Regions from separate parts of the Homo sapiens genome. Here region 1 is linked to region 2. The links are chromatin loops, found by intact Hi-C in ENCODE. Cell type or tissue: ovary. All regions are shown on one strand.

What was found. Peaks named below come from ENCODE experiments on the same cell type or tissue, not always from the same donor. Only the 100,000 strongest peaks of a DNase experiment are listed, where the experiment ranks them.
Region 1: it touches region 2 in a loop (10-fold over the local background); 18 of 110 quality-filtered maps call a loop at or near these places.

Annotation. Positions count from the first base shown.
Region 1 is chr12:102,095,324-102,100,323 of GRCh38, forward strand. It overlaps NUP37 (nucleoporin 37), which reads right to left. Exons shown (of 10, transcript NM_024057.4): 5 at 3,783-3,877. Among named protein-coding and RNA genes, the nearest start is that of NUP37, 22 kb to the right of the region's middle. In ovary, no CTCF peak of the experiment used is centred here; no DNase peak of the experiment used is centred here.
Region 2 is chr12:102,476,424-102,481,423 of GRCh38, forward strand. IGF1 (insulin like growth factor 1) reads right to left here and starts at 4,140. Exons shown (of 4, transcript NM_000618.5): 1 at 3,896-4,140. The coding sequence starts at 3,958. LINC02456 (long intergenic non-protein coding RNA 2456) reads left to right here. Exons shown (of 13, transcript XR_007063427.1): 11 at 1-5,000. RefSeq lists enhancers at 2,596-2,855, 2,946-2,995. In ovary, no CTCF peak of the experiment used is centred here; a DNase peak (open chromatin) is centred at 3,017; H3K4me3 peaks cover 2,242 bases.

The DNA.
Region 1 (5,000 bases), 380 kb before region 2:
TGACACTAGGTCATAACTATGAACGTATTTATATTTTTCTGTGCATATGCATATACAAACACACACATAAAGCATCAGTATTTTTATCAACCTGTGTATATATGTGTGCATATATTTTTATATATACATGTATATGCATGTGAGTGCATCTGCATATGGTAGACATGATGAGGGATCATAAAGAAAATGGTGTAGAATATAAGGCTGAATGACTAGCAACCCCATGCTTTACTTGGGAATTTCTTTTATTAAACACATCTATCAGACGCTTGCTTTTTGTTTCAGTAATGGCACCTTTTTCATAAAGATACATATTTCTTCATCAAGATATATACTTGTCATACTTTTCATACAGAAAATATTGCAAGAATATTATCTTACTTTTTCAACTTGACATCCTATGATTTATCTTGCTATGTTATTCCTATTTTGATTACCTGTATTTCCCTATTTCTCTAATGAGATTTAATTTCATTGTATTACTACTAACATGAGCTTTTATCCTAAAACTGTAGATCTGCTCAGCGCTATGACACTGTAGAACTCCAGATGGCACTATTTACATTATACTCTACACAACTCATAAATCTCTACAACTGTGCAACTTGACTGCCTTGCCTCTGCCTTACATTTTCATGTTATCTTATTTTTCTGATATCCAGTCTTACTCATTGTAAAGAAGAAGAAAGACTACCTATGTCTTCATATGTAGTTGTTATCTGAGCTTATACACAATGCATTATTATTCTCTTTGTTTTCCTTTTATAGAATATATCATAAAATTAAGGGACGATAATAATTTTCTGTACTTATATATTTGGAAGGCTACATTTTCTGTGAGTTTCATTTAAAAAGGTGTGGTAGGCATTATAAAATGTTTGTTAGAAAGGCAGTGTTGGAACTGATAAAGACCAACTTTAATGAGAACCCAATTTTCTTATAAACTTGCACAGATCATAGAATAGTAAAATTAGATGGAGTCTTAGATAAAATGTAATCTATCATCTTCCATAATAACATTTTGTATTATCAGAGGTACCTTTGTTCACAGTACGACTCTTTATTCTGTTTGATTCAGAATTTGGCAATTTTCAATACAACACATACATTTCATGAACCTATTCAGGTCACAGATTGTTTTAAAATAGTGTTCCTAGGGCAAAATTCTGCTAGCTGATTATAATATAGTGTCTTTCTTGGAAATGTCAAAGTGAAACATCAGAAAATATGCATAGATCAAAATATTGAGGTTATTTTAAATTTTCTTAAGTAAGCACTGGGTCTGCTCTTTACAGTACAGAATACATATTGTAGAACTGCTCATATGATATACTCTCTTGTCACATATGTGATAATGTAAGAATATATATGTGATATTGTAAGAATCTTACATTATCACATATGTCCTCTTAGAATTCCTTCTTTCCTTGCTATGAGAGTGTATGATACTATCTACTCTTTCTCATTTTAAACTTGTTTTTATATACGTTCTGTTTTTAAAAAAATCTTACCTATATTGCTTAGGTTTTGGCCTAAGAGGTTTGGCTTTAATAACCAATCAGAGTTGTTTATTTTTGGTTGGTGAACTAAGCTGTAAATTCTAAAAATACTCCTAGTTTGATGTTGTGCATCAACCCGAAAATCTCGGTGGTTTACAGAAATAAGCATAAATTTCTTGCACATGGGTCTATGGGAAGCTCTGTTTCCATAATGCCATATGGGTCCATATCTGCTCCACGTGTTTCTCATTCTGGGATCAGTAGCTATCTAGGACATGCTCATCTCATAGCAAATGACAGAGCACAGGAGGTCAAGTCAAGCCAGGCAAAACATTTGAAGCTTCTGCTGTGTCACACCTGTTAATGCTACATTGGCCTAAACAATTCACAAAGCTAGGGCTAATTAGATGGGAAAATCTCCTTTCATGGGAAGGTGAAAGGAAAGCAAATATTTGTTGAACAATAATATCAACAACCAGTCTGGCAAAATGAGAAACTTAGAGGCAATGTAGTCAGGTTTTTAAAAAATTAAATTTATTTAAACTAAAAGACTTACTCTTTAGTTATTCCTTTCCTACTTTTTAGAGTAATAATGTCCTTTCTTTTACAAAATGATAGTGGTAGAAGGCAGTAAACTTAAGTCTTATATTCGACAAAATAAAAAGTTAGCAACCCTATGTCAGTCCCCTAAATTTTTAGAGAATTTTGCTAGTTTACAAAAAAAATCTCAGAGTCATAAGAAAACAAACAAACAAAAACATAGACTACTGAGTGTGATCCTAGGTCTCTCCGGCTTTCGTTCACTATTCAGAGGCCATTCCTTGGCTTGCAAAGACACTCATTTTTCCCCTTTGCAGGTTTCATTATTCCAAATGCTTGTGATTAGGAAAATCTATGTTTTAAAGAGCTGAAATGCCATTATTTATTTCCAGTGACCGAATTTTTACCTTAAAACGATTCCATTTACTCTTCAGGTCACTATACAAACTTGGTTTTGTAGTACCTGGGGCCCTAGAATCTTAATGTCATGTAAATCTTTCATATCTCTGACATGAAAATTTTAACAGGCAGTACATAAAGAATAATGGCCTATGACTCTATCACTTTAAAAAGATGAGCTATATTAAGAAGATTAAAAATTTAAAAAGTAGCTAGCAGCTTTACTTCTAATGTGAAGTCATACATATTTCATAGTTTTATATGTACATAAGTACTAATAAATACTAAGGATTTTGGCATAGTTTTATGAAACATTATGCAAAACAGCAGAGCAGCAGTTTTTCTCTCCCTCACAGTATCGTTAAAGCAAATGAAGCAACTGACACCCTTCCAATGACTGATGCACTCATTTCACTCCTGACTCCTCAGCTTATTTCCACCTGCTATTCTTCCTTTTCATCTTGTTCTTTATTTGTGATATTCTCCAGCTTTACACACTATTAAAATGTTATAGCTACCTCATCTGTTCTAAATTAGGGGGTGAGGTAGAAGAACATAATAGTTAAATGTATTGTATCTAAAGAAAACCTTATGCAGAAACCTCTGAATTTATCAAAACACTAAATTTTCCATCAATCTTATGTAGCAGATGAGAGTCATAGTTCATTATTCCACACAAACTTATCATACAGCATCTGTAAAGTAACTTGACAACTGCATTTTACTCCTACTTATCTTGTCCAATATTGAAGAATTTGATCCAATATGTTTGTGTTTTTTTTTTTTTTGAGATGGAGTGTCGCTATGCCACCCAGGCTGGAGTGCAGTGAAACAAGCTTGACTCACTGCAACCTCAGCCTCCCAGGTTCAAGCGATTCCCTTGCCTCAGTCCCCCGAGTAGCTGGAATCACAAGTGCGCACTACCGTGCCTGGCTAATTTTTGTATGTTTAGTAGAAATGGAGTTTCGCCATGTTGGTCAGGCTGGTCATTAACTCCTGACCTCAGGTGATCTGCCCACCTTGGTCTCCCAAAGAGCTGAGATTATAGGCATGTGGCACTGTGCCCAGTCCAATATAGATTTGGATTTCATAAATGTGAAAATCTGAAATAAGAGATAAAAGACACCCATGGGAGGCAAGGAAGTTTTCATTAATGGTGATGAGGACTATCTCACTGGTTTTGAAACTCATGTTTGTGCCATACCTACAGTTCAAATAAGGTATGCTTCTTTTACAACACTCTATAGAATTTATGTAAAAGTCACATTTTTTTTTCTCATTTTAAAAATGTAATTCTCATTAAAATGGCAATTTAAAAATGTGGTTATAACATAAGCAACATACCTGCAGGTGTGATCGTCACTCACACTTGCAATTTCTTGGCCTTCTTTGGGATCAAACACCAAACCATTAATGAAATCGGTATGGCCCTCTAAAACCTGACAGAAAGAGAAACAGAAAGCTTAGCAAGAAAACAGAAAAATAACCTACAATATTCCTACATAATATTTTTGCTTCACTGCCTTAAAAGCTTTCACTGCCTGTTTTTCTATAAATATTTCTTAAGCAATCCGCTATTTTTAAAGCACGATTTATACACCCACTTTTCTAGAAGGTTTATCTTGGGAAAAAAATTGATCATTCAACACACTATTAGCTTAGTCTTTCTTTTCTAGTATGCATTTCTTACAAAAACACACACACACACACATTTTTATTGTACCTGTCCTCATATCACCTCCTTTCTCACTTATTATATAAAGCCTAAATAAAAATTAGAGCTAGAAAACTTTTTAGGGGTACCGAGGTAGGGTACCTCTAGGCTTTTTACATTATATCTGCTGTTCTGCATACTCACTACTTAACAAACACACACAGGATGGACTTCACCATCTAATGCCTTCATTTACATGCTCAATGTGACTGCTAGCAGTGAAGACAGCTAGTTGTTATAAGCCCATAGTTATCACCAACACAAAAAATCTCGACACAGAAGCAACAAATGAGAAGTTGCACAGTGGAGGACTGTGTGAGCAGATAAAGTTCAATCTGTCTAAATCTTCATAGTTGAAATCCTAAATAGGCCTGTCAGATAATTACTTTAATGGTTATCATTCTTTCTACCCTTCCTTCTTTCCAAAAACTCAAATTTGATCTCAGTTCTGAGGTTATTAAAGCAGTTCTATATAGTACTGCTCACTATGTAGAAATGTAATATTAAAAAAAAAACAAAAAACAAAAAGATTTGGGTCAAACATTCCTGAGCAACTTTAACAAACCCAGGTCCTCCAAATCATTCTCCAAAGCTTCTGTCACAGTCTACAAGACAAACTAAATTAACCGTAAATGTTTAATGTGTATTATAACTAGCATATTAACTTTGGATAGGTCAAAATTTTATGTGCCATTTATATACTTGGTTATTTCTGGTACAGCCTTAAATTAACCAATCCATACAGTACATTAAGCCCACTGTAAATAGCTTACAGCATAATTTTTACTATTTTCTAAATGATTGGAAAGGTTTGTAATTTATCTTTGTTTTATAACAATATTCATATT
Region 2 (5,000 bases):
AGAGAGAGAGAGAGAGAGAGACTGATTCCTTACCTGGGGCATATCAGCAGTTGACACAACCACAAATAGAAGAAAATAACAGAAACAGAAAAAAATATGAGAATCGAAGAATGAAATTGGCTCAAATAGAAACCACTCCTGTATTCTAAAGTCCCTGGCCTCAAGTCCAATATCAAATCAACACGTGTTGAGAATCCCTTCTGTGTATAGGGCACTGGGCTCAAACTGGCAAAAATCTTTTATTTTATTTTTAGTCACAGGAATTATGGCTTCATCTCTTGGAGGGACTTATGTGTCACTGTATCTATTTTATAGCAAAATATACCAAGGGACCCCTGGTTGGCATGACTTAGTCAATGATAGACTGCCAAACGGCAGCCTTGCCAAAAGCAGCAGTCCTGTGGCTCAAGTCTTCATCCTCACTCTAAGTAGTAGAAACCATGCTAAGATGATCATTAAGTTTTTCCATATTGTTACTTGTGGCACAAAGATGTGGCTTTTTCCAAGAAGCCTCTCAAGGTGAGTGGCTTCACTTCTCTCAGATGCATCTACTTTCAGCATCATGGGAAGAGTCCCTGACAGGGTGTTAGGTGAGGGGCGCTATTAAAAGGGTTGTGGAGTCATGCTGGAAGCTATAATTATAAGAAGAGCATTTTTTTTGAACCTCAGAGTAGTGGCAGGTCCATTCAACCCCATCACTTTTGGAGAAACAGTCATTTATTTTCTGACTACCCTCCTTGCCCTCCATGGACTCTCAATTTAGTGGCTCTATATCAGTGGCAAAATTTTCCCCATCATTCTAATGATGATTTCCATTTTTTGTAGTCAGACCTTCACCTCAGCAACTGAGGAAAAAAAAAAAAAACCAAAACCCCTGTCTCTCGTTAACAAAATATAAATATTCAGTTAATGGTTGTAAAGCAGTTGAAGATGAAAAGCGCCCTCTATTTGCAAATGATCATAAATAATGGACATAAAATAGAAGAGGAGGTAAAAGCTCAACTGAACATTTACTGCATTTTTCTCAACAAGATCTCCGCATGGAAATCTTCCACCCCCTACATAGCCCAAAACACTGGGACTGGAAGAAGCATGTTATCATCCAGTTCTCATTTTTTTTTTTTTTTGGTTGTAAAATTAGTGGGGTTTTCCTGTTCAATATTTCCATTGGAAACCTCAACAAATCCAACCCACCTGGACCTCGTGGCATTTTTCAAAAGAACAAACCTGTGATTGATCTTGCAGAGCATACCCCCACACTGCGGGAATGGGCCAGTTCTAGAAAGTATGTTATTCTACCGAATCCTATTTCTCCACCCCTCCCTTCTTTGTTGCGTTCATAGCAATGCTGAAGGCTAAGCACCTGCAACTGTAGATGCCTTCAAGTTCTTCAGTTTTTGTGAAATCCAGGGAAAAAAATTACTCAAGTTATAGCCTTAGTGAATTTCAAACTTCATTAGATGTCAAAACTATATTTTTAATAGTTCTAGTATAACACATTTAAGTGCAGCGATACATATAAGTCTCTGGAACTTAAGAATTTAAGATTTTTTTTAAATAGATTTCTCTTTTTCTTTTTTTTTTTTTTTGCTGAGTTATATTGTCAGATAAATCTCAGTACTTACAGTTCTAGGACAAGACAGAACCTCTAGTGCATTTTCCTTTAGTGTAGGGAACAGTCCAGTACACCCACAGAGAACCAGAGAATTTTATGTTCCCACAAATGAAAACAATACCGAACTTGCTTAGGAGTTTAAAGTGTGAAACAAGTGGTCCCATATGTTCATTATTTCCTTGGCCTTTTATTTTGCCAAACACAAAAGAAATCAATAGAGAGAAAGGAAAGATATGATAGAAAAAAAAGGGAAGAATCAGAAAGACATGAGAAAAAAAGAAAAAAAAATCAGAAAACACTTTCTCAAAAATCATTCACAAACCCAAATTTTAAAAGTTCTTTTTTTTTTAATCTTAGATAAATGGAATATTAATTGATTCCAGATGTCTGGGCCACAATGAAAATGCCCTGTAAAATTTGAGGGCAACAGTCATAAGAAAATACTCACTGTAGGTGTAATCATTTTTGTTTGTTCCAGGTCTTTTACAGCAGGTCAGGGTGGGTATTATGAGGCCGATGTGAATAGAAAACTGAAGTCTTAAAAACATGTGCTGCTTTGTGGGTGGGGTTTGTGAAAGCATCTAGTTACATTTGGACACCCAGGCAGGTATGCTATTATGAGCCTGGGTAAACTGCCTTTTGTCCATTGAAACAATGAACAAATTGCACAGCTGGGATTTAAGTCAATCTTTTCCCCCCAGTCAAGCCACCTATTTCCATTGTATGCCTATTGTAGCAGCCCAGATAGTGACCCAAGCTCCAGTCCACTCCCTTACTCCCTTCCCCCGACTCACTCACTTGGAAATACCTTGAGAGTCAGAGTACAATCAGCTGGTGAGCTCTGCCTCTGGGCAGGACACCTTTACCCACTGAATTACATGTGAAAGACCACGCAGCTCCCTCAAACCACTTCCTGCTTCAAGTACAGAAAAAAGTAACAACTTATTAAGAGCTCCACTTCTGAAGTGTTCAGCATACACAGCATGAAAAGTGCATTTGGAAACAATTTTCTTAACTTGTAATTAATGCAGAGATAACGCTCCACAGCCTCTTTTATGATCCCCTAAGTAAGGAGACAAAAACTCCAGCTGCTAGATCACATAGTATGTATGCACAGTGACGTCATTTCTTTGAAAGCAAGGTGGCCTGCATGTGTTGGCATCTCAGGAACAGCAGAATCAGGTGCCTGACAAGGGTGTATCTTTAACTCCTGGAGCCACTTACTTGACTAGGGAAAGTCGTAGTGGTGAAGTGTTTGAAAGCAGCAACTGAATGCTGCACTAAGTGGCAGAGACGTCTTATGAATTGAGCCCTCAGGCAATTGAATCGGTGGAGCCAGTGACAGCAGCTTAAAAGCGCTTGCAAATTGAAAAAAAAACACAAGTCTTGAAGGATATAATTTTGCTGAGAATGGAAACTAGAACTACGGCCAGCAATCGGAAACGAGAAGTCGGTGCACTGACAGCAGCAGCCAGATTTACCTAAAGGGACTTCACGACACTGAATATAAAATCAGAGTTTTATAACACAGAACCCCAAGTCCAAACTTTGCCCATGAAAGTCCTCTTCTAAACAGAAAAGTTGGGCAAGCAGCTCTTAGAAAGTTTCTGCTTTCCATATACAGTATGTATTTGTTTAAATTATACAAATATGCAAGGTCAGCAAGAGTTGTCAAGGAGTTCTTTTTTGGAAGAACAAATTACACTTTACTCTAACTTTAACACTCTCTCTGGGCATAAGTGCAGAGTTCCGGGACCTTAGCTCCAAAGATCATATTTAAAAGCTTTAATATCATCTAAAATACAACCCTTCATATATAGCATGCCTTGTAAATAAAGTCCTGATGAGTTACACACACAGAGACACATACACACAGAGACACATACACACATGCAAAAGAACATGGTCTTAAAAATAAAACATCTGCACCTGCAAAAGAAAAAAAAAATCCCCAAGTTCATATCCATGCTCTATAGCCCTTAGCCATAGAGAGGATTTAAAGGAATCTTCTGTAATGACACCACGGAAGCCCTGCAGAAGTGGAGGATTTAGCATAAGTACCTTGCAATAGTTTCTACTCATACAGATATCTGTGCAAATGCATCCATCTCCCCGAGCTATTTTTCAGATTCCACAGAATTGCATATTCAGCAATTTATAAATAACTCTCGGTTCCGAAACAATGAAAATTTTAAAGTGAAGAACAGTTCTAGGCAGAAGCAAACAGTACACAATTTAAATAGAATTCCCCAATGACTTCAAAGAGTAAGAAATATTTACCTTCAAGAAATCACAAAAGCAGCACTTAAATAATTGGGTTGGAAGACTGCTGATTTTTCCCATTGCTTCTGAAGTACAAAGTCTGAAAATGAATTGGTTAGCAGGAATAATGAAGCAAAAAGAAATCCAGAGAGATGGGAGATGTTGAGAGCAATGTCACATTTCAATTTTGAGGACTTTATTCCATTGCGCAGGCTCTATCTGCTCTGAATTTAGCAGTGACAGTGAGATTTAGCAAACAGAAGAGGGATTTAGAGAAAATCCTCACATTTATCTACAAAACACAGACACTGTAGACAGGAAACAGCTGGGGGAACATTTGCCTTCTCTCTCTCTCCCTCTTCTGGCAAAGTTATTGAGTAAGGACTTTTTTGGGCATGGTGACAAATAACATCATACCTTTGCATTTTAAAACTAGAGCACAGAAGCATTTTTTTCCCTTAAAAGAATGTGTGTTAGTGACAGGGTTCGCAGACATTAAAATACTTATGCTGCCATAGAAAATAAGGATCTGTTTTCTGATTAACTTTCTGCTGGGCATGAAGACACAAACGTCTGCTAATACACCTTACCAGTATTAAAGGAATATGGGGGATGGGAGAGCAATTTTAGATTCTAGAGCAAATGCATTATTTAAAACAAAAAAAGAAAGAAAGGACGATAAGACCCTCTCCAGCAAACTCTACAATTTTAACCCTGAAGTGACTGGGGTAAAGTAGATTGGAAGACAGCACTCGGGTGACCCCTTGTCCCAGTTGCCAAGTGAGAGGTGTGATCTCATTTCCTAGAACCTATGGAGGGGCAGGCAGCATTGGATTGGTCCCTTTAGGGCACTGTCTCATACTTTTTCTCCTGCGATGAGGCAAAGACTATGCCGAGCTGTAAAACCCAACTGAAATAGAACATTTTTCTTTATTCTTCTACTAGGCTGCCTGTCACTGTCCCCTCCCCACCCCACCACTCTGGGAGAAGGGTACCTGGGGGGCAAACAATTTTCCTGTTGTTTGAATTTTCCATATAACTCAAACCTGTGTGTGTGTGTGTGTGTGTGTGTGTGTGTGTGTGTGTGTATGACAGAGGGAGTCTGTGTGCCAGAGTGTGTTTT